Linked DNA regions of Homo sapiens: region 2 is linked to region 1. A link is a loop called in an ENCODE intact Hi-C map of the cell type or tissue named here. Cell type or tissue: PC-9. All regions are shown on one strand. Each heading gives the region's core, and the rest is flanking DNA. Links, peaks and the distances in the headings are about the cores only. Region 1 holds the start of NOXO1 (NADPH oxidase organizer 1). Region 2 has its middle 6.1 kb from the start of RAB26.

Evidence for each region. Peaks named below come from ENCODE experiments on the same cell type or tissue, not always from the same donor. Only the 100,000 strongest peaks of a DNase experiment are listed, where the experiment ranks them.
Region 2: it touches region 1 in a loop (4-fold over the local background); 4 of 110 quality-filtered maps call a loop at or near these places.

The regions. Positions count from the first base shown.
Region 1 is chr16:1,980,748-1,990,017 of GRCh38, forward strand. TBL3 (transducin beta like 3) reads left to right here. Exons shown (of 22, transcript NM_006453.3): 22 at 1-2,182. It overlaps NOXO1 (NADPH oxidase organizer 1), which reads right to left and starts at 722. Exons shown (of 8, transcript NM_172167.3): 1 at 367-722; 2 at 192-272. The coding sequence starts at 432. GFER (growth factor, augmenter of liver regeneration) reads left to right here and starts at 3,446. Exons shown (of 3, transcript NM_005262.3): 1 at 3,446-3,729; 2 at 4,000-4,196; 3 at 5,119-7,002. The coding sequence starts at 3,472. The coding sequence ends at 5,281. SYNGR3 (synaptogyrin 3) reads left to right here and starts at 9,223. Exons shown (of 4, transcript NM_004209.6): 1 at 9,223-9,270. RefSeq lists enhancers at 1-162, 639-698, 8,181-8,760 and silencers at 1,985-2,177, 3,198-3,737. In PC-9, for the core only: CTCF peaks have their summits at 2,800 and 3,072; DNase peaks (open chromatin) are centred at 1,484, 2,954, 3,304 and 4,804; H3K4me3 peaks cover 2,612 bases.
Region 2 is chr16:2,137,535-2,147,568 of GRCh38, forward strand. No RefSeq gene overlaps it. Among named protein-coding and RNA genes, the nearest start is that of RAB26, 6.1 kb to the right of the region's middle. RefSeq lists enhancers at 5,587-6,338, 8,988-9,539. In PC-9, for the core only: CTCF peaks have their summits at 3,242 (motif pointing left) and 3,444; a DNase peak (open chromatin) is centred at 3,267.

The DNA of each region.
Region 1 (9,270 bases), core at 1-5,000:
GGGCATTGGTCTTCCAGAGCCCACTGTGCACCCTTGAGAGGGCGGGGTCCCTCACCCGGATGGCAGGGGCTGGGAGCTTCAGCAGGGACGAAGGGCCTCCAGTGGGAGTCACTGATGGGAGGCAGTCCAGTGGGAGGCAGCCGCGTGGGGAAGCCGCCACCGCGGCATCAGGGTGGCCCAGGGTCACTCACCTTGAGCTGCCTGAATTCGTCCCAACTCCTGCGCACGAAGGTGTCGCTGCCGTCTGACCAGCGCACAGAGAAGGCAAACGTCTGGGGGACAAAAAGTTGGGAGTGCCGTGGAGGTGCTGGTCCAGGCACCCCCTTCCTATCCCTTGGGGCCACTAAGGACCCAGCCAGGTCTTACTTGGAGCCTCTTGATCTGCACCAGGGCTGCCCCTTGCACTGAAACTGGGTATCGGGGGCCTGCCATGGCTGTGGCTTCCAGGCTGCAGATTCCTGAAATGGGCGAGGACCCTTCTGCCTCCCCGTGCTTGAGAGGGCTCTGGGGGACCCAGAAAACCCCCTGGGATAGAATCCTGGCAACACCTCAAGCCTGTGGGGTCCTTGTGGAGCCGCCCCAGCTGAGTCCTTTGCAGCTTTCTTGCTGTCCCCCAAGCCCACGATCTGGGGGCAGGAGCACAGGGATTGGGGGACTTCCAGGCAGAGCTGCTGGGAGGAAGAAGAAGAATGAGCTTTCCAGCCCTGGAGGCGTGCAAGACTGAAGAAGGGGCGAAGGGTAGGCGGGACTGCTGCCTGGGGCCCTCCTGCCTGCCTCTGGCCACAGGAGGAGGGAGGAGAAGGCAGGGCTAATCAAAGCGCCACCTGTCCTGCCCACCTCTCTGGATTCCCCTACCCTGTGAGGTAATTGCCCTGCCAGGGTGCGCCCAACAACTTTGAACTGGCCTGGGGATTTCTGTGCAGAACCAAGGACTCAGTGCTTACAGCTTTAAGTGCTTTGTCTGACTTAATCCTAATGCTGGAGGAAAGGTCTCTTAATGTCCCCAACTCATAGAGGAGGAAATGTGTGTTAAATGCGTAATTATTGTGAGCTGTTCTATACATGCTGGGGGAGGGGCAGACCTCACAGGCTCACCCCAGGGGTTCCCCTGCAGTGAGGAGACTTGGGGTAGGAGAAAGAGGGCCCATCTGTGCAGTCACTGGCATTTGGTGGGTGGGGGTGGTGGTCAGGGAAGTGGTCACTAGGGCTGTTTTGAGAACCACCTCTCAATTCACGATTTGCCATGACTTACTGCAAACATGGCCTGGGCAGAGGCTCGCCCAGGTGCCCCACCTCTCTGGCTGCTTCCTTATAGTTCGGGCTTCGGAAGCCACATTCAACCCTGGCACACAGTGGTTTTTCCTCGTGCTGGGGCCACCAGTTCTGTGTTGGGATGCACCTACTCCAGCCCCTTCAGGGAGCAGTCAGCCTCTAAGGCATCCCTCCAGGAAGCTGCCCTGGCTGCAACAAAGGGCCTTTGTGTGTCTGTCCCACCAGCACTCTCTCTCATGCCCTCAAGCTGTCCCTGGTCTTGGCATGGGCAATGAACACCTGCTCACATAGGGCTGATTTGCAGGGTTCCCCCAGCCAGCTGTCACCTTCTCCCTGTCTCAGCTGAGGGCCCAGCTGACCTGGTGGGGTCCAGCGTGTGAACCCAGGGGAGACCTTGCTCCCCTGGAAGACAGGAGAAGCTGGGGAGGATTTATTCACAAGCAGAGGCCTAGAGGGATTCTGAGGCCACCTGCCTACCCCAGCTGACAGCTCCTGCCCCACACCCCATCAGCCCTGCATGGTTTCCACTTTTTCCTCCCCTACCCTCTTTTCTTGCCTGAATAGTACACCCCACCCTCCATCTGTATGCTCCTCACTTGCCCCTACAAAATCCACTCCAAGGACAGACACAGTGCCTCACCTGTAATCCAAGTACTTTGGGAGGCCGAGGCAGGGGGATTGCTTGAGCTCAGGAGTTCGAGACCAGTCTGGGCAACATGTTGAGACCTCCATCTGTGCCCCCCAAAAATACAAAAATTAGCTGGGCGTGGTGGCGTGTGCCTGTAGTCTACTTGGGAGGCTGAGGTGGGAGATCACTTGAGCCTAAGCAGTCGCGGCTGCAGTGAACAAGATCGCGCCACTGCACTCCACCCTGGGTAACGGAACAAGACCCTGTCTCAAAAAAAAAAAAGAAATCCACTCCCCATATGATAGCCAGCGGAATCTGCAGCAAACTGAAATGGGATCAGATTGGGTAACCTTGCCCAAAACTGTCTAGCATCTTCCCTCCTACCGTTATAATAAATTCCCAATCCCCGAAGCTGCCGACCAAGTCTTTGGTGGGCCCCTGTCCGTCCCTGGATCTCCCCTCCCACCTTACAACCCTCCCTAGCGTCCCACTGGCGTTTTTGTTCCTGCAAAATGCCAAGACCCTGCCACCTTGGGCTTGGTCTCGAAGGCGCTCCTCAGCTGATTCCTCATCCTTCAGAAAGGGTCACCTCCTCAAGGAGGCCTTCCAGATTTACTACACCCTTGCATGGACCCACCAGTTTGTACGTGAACATTTATGAGTGTGAGTCCTTGTTTTTTTTTCCTGTCTTGACCACTGGATTATGAACAGAGAAGGTCAGGGAACAGAATTGTGTTCCCTGCTCTGCCCAGCACTTGGAACAGCGCTTGGAACAGAGCGGTCACTGCGCAAATAATAGCGGAATGGATAAATGAACGCAAGGAGGCACAGGAATCCCAGAGGCCGCTCCAACCGGGAGCCCGACCCCTCATCCCAGGCTCTAGGATCCGCGACAGCCGGCGAGGGGCGCCAGGGAGCCCAAGGCACGCGCCAACCCTCTGCGGCCGCGCCGCGCCCTGCGTTGCCAGACGCCCGTTGCCATGGCGCCAGGGAGGGGACAAGAGCCCAGGACCCTAGCGCGCGCCGCAATCTGTGCGGTCACGCCCGGCCCGCGTTGAGAGAGCGCTTGGCAGCCAGCGGGTGGACGCGCCCCTCAGCGGAGGGCACAAAGCCTGGCCGCAGGCACGCAGGACACTCAGAACGGAGCGATGGGGACGTCGCGGGCCGCAACACGGACTTTGCCTGGGTGTCAGCTCGGGTCCACAGCGCGGCCGAGGCGCACCTTGCGCCACACACTGCTCTTTTACTGGAGAAAGCGGGACGGCCGCCACGGACGGCGCAACCCCTGCGTGCGCCGCGGATCGACGCCTGAGGGCGCCAGCAGGGTCCGACCCTCCTGCTCCGTCCCCGCCCCTGTCCTCGGGCCCGGCCAGCGCCGCGGCCTCTGGCTCCGCCTCCACACGGGCCCGCAAGCAGGCACCGCCCCCGACTCTGCCCCCAGCCCCGGCTCGGGCCCGGCCCCCGCGAGCACGGCGCGCGCCTCCGGCTCCTGTGGCCGCGCGCTGGCCTGGAGGCTGACCTGGAGGCTCATCTGGAGGCCGAGCTGACCCGGCAGGCCTTGCGCGGGCAACATGGCGGCGCCCGGCGAGCGGGGCCGCTTCCACGGCGGGAACCTCTTCTTCCTGCCGGGGGGCGCGCGCTCCGAGATGATGGACGACCTGGCGACCGACGCGCGGGGCCGGGGCGCGGGGCGGAGAGACGCGGCCGCCTCGGCCTCGACGCCAGCCCAGGCGCCGACCTCCGATTCTCCTGTCGCCGAGGACGCCTCCCGGAGGCGGCCGTGCCGGGCCTGCGTCGACTTCAAGACGTGGATGCGGACGCAGCAGAAGGTGCAGTTCCCTGCCCGATTTCTCCCAGCCCCGCGCAGCCCCTGTCCCCGCCCCCGCCCAGGTACCCCGGCAGAGCTTCCCAGGGTTGCCTGTCCCTGAACCTTGCCCCCCGGGTAGGCCCGGCCTTACAGCCTTCATCCGCGCGTGGGTTGGATCGTCTGCAGGACTTTGGCCGGAGTCCAGTGGGCCACCGGCTGGGCCGTACAGTGGGGAGCTTTGGGCGCCTTTGTTCGGAGAATGAACTCACTCTCGGTCGGCCTGCTTCCGCAGCGGGACACCAAGTTTAGGGAGGACTGCCCGCCGGATCGCGAGGAACTGGGCCGCCACAGCTGGGCTGTCCTCCACACCCTGGCCGCCTACTACCCCGACCTGCCCACCCCAGAACAGCAGCAAGACATGGCCCAGTTCATACATTTATTTTCTAAGTTTTACCCCTGTGAGGAGTGTGCTGAAGACCTAAGAAAAAGGTAAGATGTGTTTGCACGCAGCAGAGCTTTGCACTGGAGCCTGGGCCTGGGGCTCCTGGCTGACGTTATAGCGGGGAACGTAGAGAAACGGATGCAGAGGTGGCAGAAGTTTGCTGAGGAGCAGGGACCTCCAACAGGTGAGGACTGGGGCTATCTGAGCCTCCTCCTCTCGTCTCAGAAGCCAAGCTGTCGGGATCTGCTGCTGGGTACTGCTCCTGCCACAGCCACAGGGCTTCCAGGAAGGGATTCCCTGCCTTGTCTGGCACTGAAGGCGGTTTCCCGCAAGTTAGGGAAGACTCCACTTTGCCTGACTTCTAGAGTAGGACTTCTGGTTTTAAAATCTTGGAAATCCACTGCTTTTGCTCCCAAGAGCCATCTCTTCCTCACTGAGGGATCCAAGAGCCAGCACTGGCCCTTGCAGGTGTTTCTAGGCCAGATGTATAGGGTAGAGCCGCCATTGTTGCTATAAGGCTGGTCAGTTAGAATGAAGTCTCTTGCTGAACTGACGCACCAGGGCCTGCCCTCAGATGCTAAGAAACAAGTCCAGTTTTCAGTTACAAGGCTGTGCCCAGCCCCACCCAGGCCACACTCTGCCTGAGGCCAGGGACACTGGATGCCGCTTCCTGGGTGTTAGGAGCTTATAAAATTGCCAGGTCTGTGCTGTAATGTGTTGCCTTGAGGCCTCGTTGGAGTTTGCCAAGCTGTCCAGGTGGGTGTTTGCGCAGCCCTGGGAGTTCATCACACCCGGGGAGCTGCAGGGTCAGCCCTGTTCTGGGAGTGCCTGTACCTTGGAGCATAAGGGCACTCCCAGGTGTAGTTCACAGCAGTGCCCCAGCTCTCCTTCCTTGACAGCAGACAGGGAACTGGCAGGGGCAGTGGAGCCGCTGCGTCCTCTCATTCTTTACCTGCTCTCCCTACACAGGCTGTGCAGGAACCACCCAGACACCCGCACCCGGGCATGCTTCACACAGTGGCTGTGCCACCTGCACAATGAAGTGAACCGCAAGCTGGGCAAGCCTGACTTCGACTGCTCAAAAGTGGATGAGCGCTGGCGCGACGGCTGGAAGGATGGCTCCTGTGACTAGAGGGTGGTCAGCCAGAGCTCATGGGACAGCTAGCCAGGCATGGTTGGATAGGGGCAGGGCACTCATTAAAGTGCATCACAGCCAGAGCCTGTTGTGTCTCAGTTGGGTGGTCCCCAGGACACTGCCTGTGGGGACCTGCCCTGCCCCTCTTAGGTTTGGAGCAGAAGTGGAGGTGCCCACAGCAGGTACCCACTGGCCCCCTCCTCAGTGGAGACCCCAAGGAGCTGCAGCTGAACTGCAGGGGAGGGAAGGAGGAGCAGCCTGGGCTGCCCCTTGACATTCAGGATGTAGCTTCCTGCCCACCGCATACCCTGGCGCCTCACTCCTCACACGGGAAGACAGCGGGCCTGGCTGGGCATCCCTGTGCCTGTCCCTGGCGGCCAGGCCATTGCCTTCCCACTATGCAGCCAGGGATGCCCCTGCCCCCCATGGCTCTGTGCTGCTCACTTTAGGGGGCTCAATTCTCCACTCTGCTCAGTCCCTACAGGGAAAGCTCAGGTCGGGTCTTTCTGAGGGTCCACCAGCCATCCTACCCTCTCCCTGCCTGGCACATGCCTGCCAGCGTTGTGTCATGCCTGTCCACAGGGGATTCGTGGGGCTCACTTCATCAGAGTTTGAAGCCCAAATGAAACGCTGAAGTGACTGAGAACCTGGCTTCAGTATATTTTCTGCTGGGGCTTAATAAAGCAGTAGACAGGGCTTGTTCCATCCCTCTGTGCTCAGCTGCATTTCCTGCTGGGGTCCTGGTTCCTCAGGAGAGAGAGACCACAGGGTGAGAGTGAGCCAGGAACAGCAAGGACGTTGATTGGTTGGGGCAGGGGGGCCAGAGTAGCTGATGTAGGAGTACTGGGAGGCCAGACGGCACGAGGTCTCCAAGGCCCCAGCAAAGCCATGGCTTCTACCCCTAGTTCCCCTGACAGGAAGTTCTTGGCGGGTTTGGAGCCAGGGGATGGCATGGAGTGATGTGGCTTTGAAGGGTCCTCTGGCTGCTGAGCTGGGATGAGGCAGGTAAGGGTGGAACAGGAGGGGTGGGGAGGAAGCCGGGGCAGTCACCGAGTGACCACCAAGAGGAAGACCCACCCCACGGCGGGGACAGATGCGGGGTACGTTAAAGGGAGAGCCAGAGAACTCATGGGGTGAGGATGGAGTCCGAGGAGACTGCTGGGAGCCGCCGTGTGGGTCAGAGATGGAGAAGGCTGAGTGCAGCAAGGTGGGGGGTGACTGGGACCCAGCCTTTGGGCCTCCCCAGCCAGAGCAGCCCAGCAACAGTGTGTCCTGTGGTCATAAAACTCCAGGGACCTCTATCCTCCAGGAGTCTCAGCCTTTCCCTGGGCGCAGGCCCACCTTGGCATGGCCGCCTCAGGCCTCCATGGAGGGAGCTGCTATGTCCCCACCAGATTGGCCCCGTGCGGCTGCTGGCTTCTGTAGAGGCTGCCCAGAGGGGCCAGGTGGCACAAATAAGAGAGGGGAGATGGGGGGCAGCCAGGAGAGGAGGTGTCCCTTCCTCGCCCAGACACAGCGCGCTTCTCTCTGGCCTTTCCCGAGGCCTGTGAGTGCCTCAGGAAGCAGCTGGGCCCTCTGGGAAGGCTGTGTTCAGCTTAGGAACATACCGCCTGTATCTGCTGTCCCTCCCCTGCCCCCCTGCCCCCCCCACCGCCTTCCCTTTTTCCCTGTCTTCCTTAAAGTTTCACTCCTGAATAAAACTTCACTTTGCCTTAGAATCTGTTTTTCTTTTTGTTGTTGTTTTGTTTTTCTGAGACAGAGTCTAGCTCTGTCGCCCAGGCTGGAGTGCAGTGGAGCAGTCTCGGCTCACTGCAACCTCCATCTCCCGGGTTCAAGCAATTTCTCCTGCCTCAGCCTCCCGAGCAGCTGGGATCACAGGCGCCCACCACCACCCCCTGCTAATTTTTGTATTTTTAGTAGAGACAGGGTTTCACTGTGTTGGCCAGGCTGGTCTTGAACTCCTGACCTCATGAACCACCCACCTCAGCTTCCCAAGGTGCTGAGATTACAAGCGTGAGCCACTGCGCCAGGCCAGAGTCTGTTTTTGAAGGCATCCAGGCCAGTGGAACTCTAGTGCAAGGAAAAGTTCTGGCTTGAGCTGGTGTTCCAGAGCTGTTGACACGCAGACCAAAGGAGTTAGCACAGAGGGAGAGACCTCCCCAGGATCGCGCCCTGGGCTCCTAAGGCTCACAGGTCACAGAGGAAGGACCCATGAGGGAGGAGGACCTCCAGGAGGGGCATAGTGGCTCACGCCTGTAATCCCAGCACTTTGGGAAACCAAGGTGGGCAGATCACTTGAAGTCAGGAGTTCGAGACCAGCCTGGTCAACATGGCGAAACCCCGTCTCTACTAAAAATACAAAAAAAAAAAAAAAAAAAATTAGCTGGGTGCGGTGGCACACCTGGAATCCCAGCTACTCCAGTGGCTGAGGTAGGAGAATCACTTGAGCCCCTGAGGCAAAGCTTGCAGTGAGCCAAGATTGCGCCACTGCACTCCAGCCTGGGTAACAGAGTGCGACTGTAACTCAAAAAATAAATAAATAACTAAAGAAATAAATGAGTCGACAGCAGCATCAGACTTGCCCTTGGGATTGGCACGGAGAGGTCAGTGGCAACCTTGAGTTTAGGTGGCGGTGGGAGCTGATTCTGCCGGGTCAGAGGGAGAGAGAGGAGGGTGTTGCAGGCAGAGTTTGCTGCTAAAGGAAGCAGTAACGTAAGGCAGCTGGAGGGGAGGTGGGGTCAACAGTGTTTGGCTTTTAGGAGAAAGTGCAGCATGTCTGGGTGCTGATGTTAGTGATGAAGTAGAGAATGAATGACACAGAGGGGAGGTCTGTGGCCAACAGGTGAGAGGGGTTGTGATCGGACGCACAGTGTGATGGACTTGGAACACAGTGAGTAGCGCCTCTGGCAACACCTGCTCTGCCCACCTGTGCCCAGCAAGGCTGAAGAATGAGCTCCAGGGGGGCTGGGCCACGCAGCACCATCTGTGCACCCGGCTCGTGTAGCAGGGACCTGGGTTGCTTATTATCTGAAGTACAGGGTGGTAACAGTCTCCGCCACTACACAGGTCAAGCGCTTGGCGCTGTAAATGTCAGTGCAGACATCTCAGTGCTCTAGACAGAAACCTAGGAGTCATCTGAACTTCCAGCCTGCTAGGAACATGAGGAGAGGGACCTTGTTGCACCCAAGGCTGGGGTCTGTGGAGGGGACTCAGCGGGACACAGGGCAGCCAGGCACCACCCCCACCCGACTCCTAGTCTCTGATGCCGCTCCCTGCCCTCCATTCCAGACTAGGCGCCGCAAGTACGCTGGGGAGACCCAGGAGTAGGGAGGGCATTGGGAGCACCACCACCTGGCCACGGGCAAGGAGCGGAGACACCGAAACCAACACTCCCAGCGGCGCTGGCCACGGTGGCTCTGTCCCCTCCCTCAACAGGTGCTCCTGGGGCCAACGCCTTTCTTCCCACCAGATCCTCCCCGCCAGAGGCTAGAAGCTGTGATAGCAGCTAGAGCACAGTGGGGGGCCATGAGAAAGACCCCAGTTATCCATCTGGTCTTCTTGGGACCAGGGCCAGGGAGCCGGTCCCCTCTCCCGTGGGTTGGGGGAAGATGCTGCAGCCCGTGGACCTCCTACCCCTTTACTCCCTCACCCAAGTGCCCTTCCCAGAGGAGCGGACTCCTCCTGTCTGTCCTCCCGGCTCTAGCAAAGTCTGCGCCCAGCACCCGAGCCCCACCCTGCCCCCGGGGACCTGGCTGGTGGGTTCCTGAGGATGGTCTCCATCTCGGGACCGGGGCAGGCAGGTGAGGGTGGGGGATGGGAGGTGGGCGCGGCGGAGGGAGAGGAGGGACCCGGCCCCGCGCGCATGGACCCAGTGGGGGGCGCGGGCGCGGCCCCGCCCCGTCCCGCGCGTCCCCGCCGCGGCCGGCGCGCGCTCCCGGGAGGCGGCAGCGGCTGCAGCGTTGGTAGCATCAGCATCAGCATCAGCG
Region 2 (10,034 bases), core at 286-5,285, 160 kb after region 1:
AAATGAAATTCTAAACTATTTGAAAAACCATGGGGGCCGGGCGTGGTGGCTCATGCCTGTAATCCCAGCACTTTGGGAGGCCAAGGTGGGCAGATCACAAGGTCAGGAGTTCGAGACCAGCCTGACCAACATGGTGAAACCCCGTCTCTACTAAAAATACAAAAATTAGCTGGGGGTGGTGCCACGCGCCTGTAATCCCAGCTACTCAGGAGGCTGAGACAGGAGAATCGCTTGAACCCAGGAGGTGGAGGTTGCAGTGAGCTGAGATTGTGCCATGGCACTCCAGCCTGGGCAACAAGAGTGAGACTCCATCTCAAAAAACAAAGAAACAAAAAAACAAAATCCATGTGGTGAGACAGAGCAAATAAAATGTGCCAGAGATCTTGTTTGGTTCAGGGAAGAAGACGTGAGGGAAATGTTTCTTGATAAAATACAGACCTGAGGGTTTTTATTAACAGTGAATAATTGTTAGCCTAAAAGGGGGAAACTAGAAGAGGAGAAAAGAAACAAGAAAGCCAGGCCAGGCACAGTGGCTCACACCTGTAATCCCAGCACTTTGGGAGGCCAAGGCAGGCGGGTCACATGAGGCCAAGAGTTCGAGACCAACCTGGCCAACGTGGCAAAACCCCGTCTCTACTAAAAATACAAAAATTAGCCAGGCATGGTGGTGGGTGCCTGTAATCCCAGCTACTCGGGAGGCTGAGGCAGGAGAATCACTGGAACCCGGGAGGCGGAGGTCGCAGTGACCTGAGGTTACCCCACTGCACTCCAGCCTGGGTGACAGAGTGAGACTCCATCTCAAAAAGAAAAAAAAAGGCCAGGCACAGTGGCTCATGCCTGTAATCCCAGCACTTTGGGAGGCGGAGGCAGGTGGATCACGAGGTCAAGAGATTGAGCCATCCTGGCCAGTATGGTGAAACCCCGTGTCTACTAAAAATACAAAAATTGGCTGGGCATGGTGGCACACAGTTGTGGTCTCAGCTATTCGGGAAGCTGAGGCAGGAGAATCGCATGAACCCAGGAGGTAGAGGTTGCAGTGAGCCGAGATCCCGCCACTTCACTCCAGCCTGGGTGACAGAGTGAGACTCTGTCTCAAAAAAAAAAAAAAAAAAAAAAAAGACAGGAAACTGCAAACAAAGTAAGTGTGCCAGTATTGATACCAGAAAAATAAACCTAAGGCAAAAGGTGTTAAATGGGAAAAGAGTCTGTTTATCTACACATAACAGGTATGGTCTATGTAGAATATATTATGAACTGTTGTGTTCTCAAAAATAGAACATTGGCCAGGTGCGGTGACTCACGCCTGTAATCCCAGCATTTTGGGAGGCTGAGGTGGGCGGATCACCTGAGGTCGGGAGTTTGAGACCAGCCTGACCAATATGGAGAAACCCCATCTCTACTAAAAATACAAAATTAGCGGGGTGTGGTGGCGGCGCCTGTAATCCTAGCTACTCGGAAGGCTGAGGCAGGAGAATCTCTTGAACCCAAGAGGTGGAAGTTGCAGTGAGCCAAGATCACACCATTGCACTCCAGCCTGGGCAACAAGAGCAAGACTGTGTCTCAAAAAAAAACACAAAACACACACACACACACACAAAAACAAAATAGAACATCAACCCACGAAGCTAAACTGTGAAATACAAAGATTTTGAAAAACAAAGACATTGCAGGAGGGTTTATTACACCTTCCCTCGAAGAAGGATCAAGTAGACCCAGGAGGTTGACGCTGCAGTGAGCCATGATCACACCACTGCACTCCAGCCTGGGGAACAGGGTGAGATGCTGTCTCAAAAAGTTTACAGATCAATTTTTGTCTGGACACAGTGGTTCATGCCTGTAATCCCAGAACTTTGGGAGGCCAAGGAAGGAGGATCACTGAGGCCAGCCTGGACAACACAGAGAGACCCCATTTCTTTTTTTTTGTTTGTTGTTTTTTCTTTTTTTGAGACGGAGTCTCGCTCTGCCACCCAGGCTGGAGTGCAGTGGCGCGATTTCGGCTCACTGCAAGCTCCGCCTCCCGGGCGCACGCCGTTCTCCTGCCTCGCCTCCCGAGTAGATGGGACTACAGGCGCCCGCCACCACGCCCGGAGAATTTTTTGTATTTTTAGTAGAGACAGAGTTTCACCGTGTTAGCCAGGATGGTCTCGATCTCCTGACCTCGTGATCCACCCGCCTTGGCCTCCCAAAGTGCTGGGATTACAGGTGTGAGCCACCGCGCCCAGCCAAGAGACCCCATTTCTACAAAAAATACAAACAAAAAATTAGCCAGGCATAGCGGAGCTCGCCTGTGGTCCCAGTTATTTGGGAGGATGAGGTGGGAGGCTCACTTGAGCCCAGAAGGTCAAGGCTGCAGTAAGCCATGATGGCACCACTGCACTCCAGCCTACATGACAGAGTGAGATCCTGTCTAAAAAAAAAAAGAAAGAGAGAGAGACAATTTTTTTTTTCTTTTGAAACAGAATCTCGCTCTGTTGCCCAGGATGTTGGAGTGCAGTGGCACGATCTCAGCTCACCACAACATCTGCCTCCCAGGTTCAAGTGATTCTCGTGCCTCAGCCTCCTGAGTAGCTGAGATTACAGGCGTGCACCACCACACCTGGCTAATTTTTGTAATTTTAGTAGAGACAGGGTTTCACCATGCTGGCCAGGTTGGTCTCTAACTCCTGGCTTCAAGTGATCCACCTGCCTCGGCCTTCCAAAGTGCTGGGATTACAAGCGTGAGCCACCGTACCCGGCCAAAGAGACAATTTTTTTATGTCAGTAAAGATATAGAGACTTTGAGTAGCACAGTTAATAAGCTGTATTGTACACAAAACAGGGCGTGTTAACTATTTTGGCATTACAGATGTTAGGCAAGGTCAGAGGAAAAGCTTAGATAAGAACGTGGCCTTTGGCCGGACGCGGTGGCTCACGCCTGTAATCCCAGTACTTTGGGAGGCCGAGGTGAGTGGATCACCAGGTCAGGGGATGGAGACCATCCTGGCCAACGTGGTGAAACCCTGTCTCTACTAAAAATACAAAAATTAGCTGGGTGTGGCGGTGTGTGCCTGTAATCCCAGCTACTCGGGAGGCTGAGGCAGGAGAATAGCTTGAACCCAGGAGGTGGAGGTTGCAGTGAGCCGAGATCGCGCCACTGCGCTCCAGTCTGGTGACAAAGGTAGACTCCATCTCAAAAAAAAAAAGAAAAGAAAAGAAAAGAAAAAAAAGAACGTGGCCTTAAACACCACCGCCCCCTAGAGGCTCTCTTGGGTACTTTCACTTGCTCACTGCATCAAATCTTGAAACCAGATCAAAACTGAAGCTCCCACAAGCACAGCCTAATTCAGGGACTCCCACCTGAGTAGAGAGGCCGGAAGAACCATCCGCAGAGGGTCACAGGACAGCTGGACACCCTGACAGCCCAGATCACTGAAAGGTAAAGATGGAAATCATGGACTGGGTGCGGTGGCTCACGCCTGTAATCCCAGCACTACAGGAGGCCGAGGTGGGTGGATCACTTGAGGTCAGGAGTTCAAGACCAGCCTGGCCAACATCGCAAAACCCCATCTCTACCAAAAATACAAAAATTAGCTGGGTGTGGGGATGCAGGCCTGTATTCCCAGCTACTTGGGAGGCTGAGGCAGGAGAATCGCTTGAACCCGGGATGGGGAGGTTGCAGTGTGCTGAGATCGTGCCACTGCACTCCAACCTGGGCAACAGAGTGAGACCGTGTCTCAAAAAATAAATAAATAAAAAGTAGAGCATATAGAAATGAATAGGCTGGGTGGGGTGGCTCATGACTGTAATCCTAGCACTTTGGGAGGCCAAGCCAGGCGGATCACCAGAGGTCAGGAGTTCAAGACCAACCTGGCCAACATGGTGAGACCCTGTCTCTACTAAAAATACAAAAATTAGCAGAGCGTGGGGGCACATGCCTGTAATCCCAGCTTCTAGGGAGGCTGAGGCAGGAGAATTACTTGAACCCTGGAAGTGGAGGTTGCAGTGAGCTGAGATCATGCCACTGCACTCCAGCCTGGGTGACAGAGCGAGACTCTGTCTCAAAAAAGAAGGAAAAAAAAAAAAAGGAAATGAATAGTAATGAGCAAACATCATAGAAAATCTATGGGGATGCAGTCAAAGTTATACATGGAGAGAAACGGATAACTTCACTTGTTTTTATTAGTTAGCATGAAGAATCAAACCAATATATAAATTAAGTATTTATTTCAACATTCTAGAAAAACACCTGTAAAATAAACCCCCCAAAAAAGATGGAAGGAAATTAGAAAGTAAAGAGCAGAAATTAGTTACTTTAAAAGAAAGAGTAGGCTGGGCCTCAAAAAAAAAAAAAAAAAGAAAGAGTAGAATTGATGAATAAAATCGAGCTATTTAATAGATATAGTTGCTAAGATTTTTCTAGGAAAAACTTCTGGTAAGTGTGACTGAGAGAAAAGGAGAGAGAAAAAGAAAATATGGGACATTCAGATGAAGAATGAAGGTTTATTCACAGAGATGAAAAAAGTTAAAAATTATAAAAGAAAATTATGTGCAATTGTTTGCCTACATTTTTGAAATCTATATGGGATGCTTATATGTTACAAACTGTAAAAACCAATTCTAGAAAAAATTAAAACCCCAAATAGACCAATAACAAAAGAACACATTGAAAACGTATCAAAAGCCATGTCAGGAAAAGACACTTAATCCAGATCTTTTTGTGGACAAGTTCTATCAAATGTGGAAGAATCAGATAATTGTGATTTAATTTAGACTCTTACAAAACAAGGCTGGGCGCGGTGGCTGACGCCTGTAATCCCAACATCTTGGGAGGCTAAGGCGGGAGGATCCCTTGAGCCCAGGAGTTCAAGACCAGCCTGGACAATAGTGAGTCCCCCATCTCTATAAAAAAAACTAAAAAATTGCTGGGAGACTGAAGTGGGAAGATTGCTTGAACCCAAGAGTTCAAGGCTACAGTGAGTCGGAACCGCACCACTGCACTTCAGTCTGGGTAACAGAGTGAGACCCTATCTCAAAAAAAAAAAAAAAAAAAAAAGGGCAGGGTGCGGTGGCTCACGCCTGTAATCCCAGCACTTTGGGAAGCCGAGGCAGGTGAATCACGAGGTCAGAAGATCCAGACCATCCTGGCTAACACGGTGAAACCCTGTCTCAACTAAAATACAAAAACAAAAATTAGCCGGGTGTGGTGCCGGGCACCTGTAGTCCCAGCTACTCGGGAGGCTGAGGCAGGAGAATGGTGTGAACCCGGGAGGTGGAACTTGCAGTGAGCCGAGATCGCACCATTGTACTCCAGCCTGGGCGAGAGCCAGACTCCGTCTCAAAAAAAAAAAAAAAAAAAAAAAACAATTAGCCAGGCGTGGTGGTGGGCACCTGTAATCCCAGCACTTTGGGAGGCCGAGGCGGGTGGATCACCTGAGGTTAGGAGTTCAAGACCAGCCTGGCCAACATGGTGAAACCCTGTCTCTACTAAAATACAAAAATTAGCCGGGCGTGGTGGTGGACACTTGTAATCCCAGCTACTCGGAAGGCTGAGGCAGGAGAATTGCCTGAACCTGGGAGGCAGAGGTTGTAGTGAGCCGAGATCGAGATGGCGCCATTGCACTCCAGCCTGAGTGACACAGCAAGACTCCATCTCAAAAAAAAAAAGAGAGAAACGTTGCAAGGAAAGCACTTGGTGCAGTCCGGGGTAGTCAGTGATTGTTACGGTTACGCAGGGGTCTGTTTTGTTCATCGACAGGGATCCCTGCACCTGCCGTGAGGCCATGTGTGTCACTCTGAGGCTGCCGGGAGAGCCTGCAGCCAGGAGCCCTGATGCTGCCTCCTCCAATGGCTAAGCGGACACCCTCACTCAGCTCAGGCGCAGGAAGCCAGCACTGCTGAGAGCAGGCAACTGGCTCCGTAGGAGTGAGGATACTGCTCTGACAGCCACAGAGGCGCACATGACTCCCCCGTTAGCTCATCTTCTGTGTGGCAGATCACCTCTGCTGCCTTCCCGTCTGGGAGCACCTGAGTCACTGTGGTCACGTCTGCAGGCAACAGACAAAGGGTCCCCATTCGGGCAGGGATGGACACCTGTTTGTCCCGACCCACCCGGTAGGGCCTCAGGGCCACCATGGTGAGCAGGCTGAAGGGGGGTGACCTCTCAGGAGGACACCAGACTGCTGCACACCTGGACACCGGAGAGAGCTTACCTGTGATGTCACCCACGTGCTGGGGTGACTCAGTGCTCCTCTCTCGGGTGGAAGTTGCGTTCAGTGCTGCCGCAGTTCCTCCAACGTCTCCATGGCAACGTTCACACGGATTTCATAGAACATAAGGTGTTTGAGCTGGAAGGGACCTCAGAGATCGGCTCCTCCTGCCCCCTCATTTCATGGAGAGGGGAGCAGGCCCAGACAGGGAATGCCACGTGCCCAGGGGCACATAGCAAGCCGGGGACCCCGCGGAGGGCACAGACCGCTGAGCTCCAGAGGAGGGTCTTGGGAGGTGCCCTGGGGGCACAGGCCGTGGCGGCTTTGCCACTCCCTGGCTTGCTAAGAGCCCCTTGAAGTCCAACCCAGCTCTCTGCTGCTCAGCCACAGAGCTCTCGCTCGAGTGCCTGGCGGGAACAGGAGTAGGCAGGACAGGGCCCTGTCCTCAGGAGGCTCCCAGGCTGCTACAGCGGCCATGCAGCCGCTGGGGAAGGGCTGGAGAGCATCCAGGGAGCCAGAAGTGGGGCAGGAGGAGCCAGGGCAGGCTCCCTTGAGGGTGGGGCTCCAGGCAGAGTCTGGAAGCCTGAGGAGGCCTCACTCGTGCCTGCGCCCCCTCTCCTGGCACACAAGGGCCAGCCCGAGGGCCCCACTCTGGGGGCAGAGTGTAGGGAAGAGGCTGGAAAATGGGGGCCAGAAAGAGACTGTCCTGATCCATGGCTCCCAGGGGTCGTTTTGGCTGGGGGCTCACAGCACACATCCTTCCAGACACCCAGGACGGTCAGAAGGAACTGGCAGGAGTTAGAGGGCACGGTGTAAGGATGCCAGGGGGCCGGGCCGTCAGAAGGTAACAGGAGCGAAAGTCCCAGAGCAAGGCCCCAAGGAGACCCAGGGCGCTCTCTCCGCTCGAGGACAGGAACCCGTGGAGACCTTCCCCTCCCTGGAAGAGCCAGCTCTGCACCAGAAGGGTGGGGGGCTGTAGCACCCCTCCCAGGGGAACACGGACCTCACTCTCCGCCCCCAGCTCCCAGGGCCCATCTCAAACTCGGACCCTGTCTCAGGGACCTGCCCTGGCCCACAGGACTCCTCTCTTCTCCAGGTCTGAAGATGCCAAGAATCCGGACATCCCAAGGCCTCCCTGCTGAACTTTCCCACCATGCCGGCCCCCGCCTTGCCCTCGCCGGCCCCCGCCTTGCCCTCGCCGGCCCCCGCCTTGCCCTCGCTGGCTGCCTGTTCTAGTTTTTCTAGTTTTATTTGTTGTTGTTGTTGTTGTTTTTTGAGATGGAGTCTTGTTCCGTCGCCCAGGCTGGAGTGTGGTGGTGCGATCTCCGCTCACTGCAAGTTCCACCTCCCGGGTTCACGCCATTCTGCTGCCGCAGCCTCCCGAGTAGCTGGGACTACAGGCGCCCGCCACCACACCCGGCTAATTTTTTGTATTTTTAGTAGAGACAGGGTTTCACTGTGTTAGCCAGGATGGTCTTGATCTCCTGACCTCGTGGTCTGCCTGCCTCGGCCTCCCAAAGTGCTGCTGGGATTACAGGCGTGAGCCACCGCGCCCGGCCTTTTTTTTTTTTTTTTTTGTGGAGACCAAGTTTCGCTCTTGTCGCCCAGGCTGGAGTACGATGGCGCGATCTCGGCTCACCACAACCTCCGCCTCCTGGGTTCAAGCGATTCTCCTGCCTCAGCCTCCTGAGTAGCTGGGACTACAGGCGCCCGCCACCACACCTGGCTAATTTTGTATTTTTAGTAGAGACGGGGTTTCTCCATGTTGGCCAGGCTGGTCTCGAACTCCCGATCTCAGGTGATCCGCCCGCCCCGGCCTCCCAAAGTGCTGGGGTTTAATCCATCTTTAACCCACTGCAGCATCCCACTGGTCTCTGCCCATGGGCATGGACTCTGACCCTCCCCTCCCTGCCTCCAGGCCTACAGCTTCTTTCCTGAAGGTCCTCTCTGTTCCTATTATCCCTCCCCTGGGTGACTGCAACCCCCATCAATCTCATCTCCAGGCCTACAGGCTCCACCATCCATCCCCTCCTGCCAGTCCCCAATATTCCTGTAGCACAGCGTCCTCTGTTGTTCTGCTCAAAAGCCACGCACAGCTCTCTACTTCCCGCTGTACAATTTCCAAGCTCCTAGGAATAACACTCAGGTTTCCCTTCCCAGCTGACCCCATCCTACCTTACCAGCTTGATTACCTCCCGTTTCCTCCAAGGAACTGGGCCACACTTTGGCCACCTCGGCACAAAGTGCCCATCTCCTAGCACTCTCAGCCTATGCATATTGACTCCCTCCACCTGGGGACTGTCTTTCTCTCTCGTGTCGGACTCTAGCTCAATCCTCAAAGCCCAGTGCAAACCCTCCCTCCCCCAGAAGCCTTGCCCTCACTACTGATCACACTTGCCTTAAATCTTTGTTAGCAAGGACATGTCCTCCTGAAGTGAGGCCTGTGTTTCTAAGTCACATTTCTTTCTCTTTTCTTTTCTTTCTTTTTTTTTTCCCCAGAGTCTCGCTCTGTCACCCAGGCTGGAATGCAACAGCACAATCTCAGCTCACTGCAACCTCCTCCTCCTGGGGTCAAGCGATTCTCCTGCCTCAGCCTCCCGAGTAGCTGGGATTACAGGCGTATGCCACCAGGCCCAGCTAATTTTTGTATTTTTAGTAGAGACGGGGTTTCACCATGTTGGCCAGGCTGGTCTCAAACTCCTGGCCTCAAGTGATCTGCCTGCTCAGCCTCCCAAAGTGCTGGGATTACAGGCGTGAGCCACCACACCTCTTTCACCAATTTAATAACTGCTTATGGAGGCCCAGAGCTGGCTGCTGGGGACAGCAGTTGACCAAGACAAGCTGCTTCCTGTGCCCGGAGAGCTTACACTCCAGAGGGTGAAACAGATGGCAAACACAGCAACCAAGAGACATAATGATCAAAGATTCCGAGGCCTGCTGGAAGCCAAGAGAGGGGTCTGTGATGCAGGCACCCAGAGCTCCCCATTTTCAAGAGAAACCAGAGACTTGGATTTTTATGTAAACTCTCCTAATTTTAAAGGTTGCCAGCGCAAGCCCGTTTCCTCTGCTCTCTCAAGGCTCCCCTCCCCGCCTGGCCTCCCACTTTCTCCAGCGCGCCTGCCTCCTTCTCTTCCTGGGGGCCCCATCCGCACTCCTCCCCCTGCAGGATGCCCTACTTGCACCCAACTCCTCCTGCTGCCCGCGCCCTGGGGGTACCTGAGCAGCAGCTGGCAGGACGGGGTCCACTGGACTGGGAGTCCACTGCCCAGGACCCTGGGGCCAGTGCACAGCAGCTGCTGAGGCCCCCAGCTCAGACCCTGGGCCAGCCATCCTGAAAGAGGCCTTGTAGCGCGGGTGGACACCTGGAGTCCCCAGGGCTGCAGCTGCAGAAGCTAAATGCCTCTACCCAGGCCCAGTGCACACACACTGGGGGTTGGTCTGGAAGAGCTGGGGGGCCAGAGGAGTGAGACAAGGAAGGGTTCTGAGAGGGCTTCCGGGTTTGACCCCCAGCTCTGCCAGGTTCCTGGGGATTAAGTCTACAGGGATTTCTGCCATGGGACGGTTTATGTTCTCTGGAGCTGGAGATCACAGGAACAAATCCTAGCTCTGCCCTTCCTAGCCTGCTGACCTTGCACAGGCTCCTTGCCTTTCTGGGCCTCGGTTTCCCCATCTGGACACTGAGGGCAGTACCCACCTTGCAGGATAACTTTGAAGAGGTCGTGTGCCTGGCACACAACAGTGCTTGCTGTAGGGCAGGCTTCCACGGCCTCTGCCAGGCCCTCTCGAGGAATCACTCTGCTGGGCAGTGCCCCCCATCTGTGTTTTCTCAGGCCTCTGACCCGAGAGGCA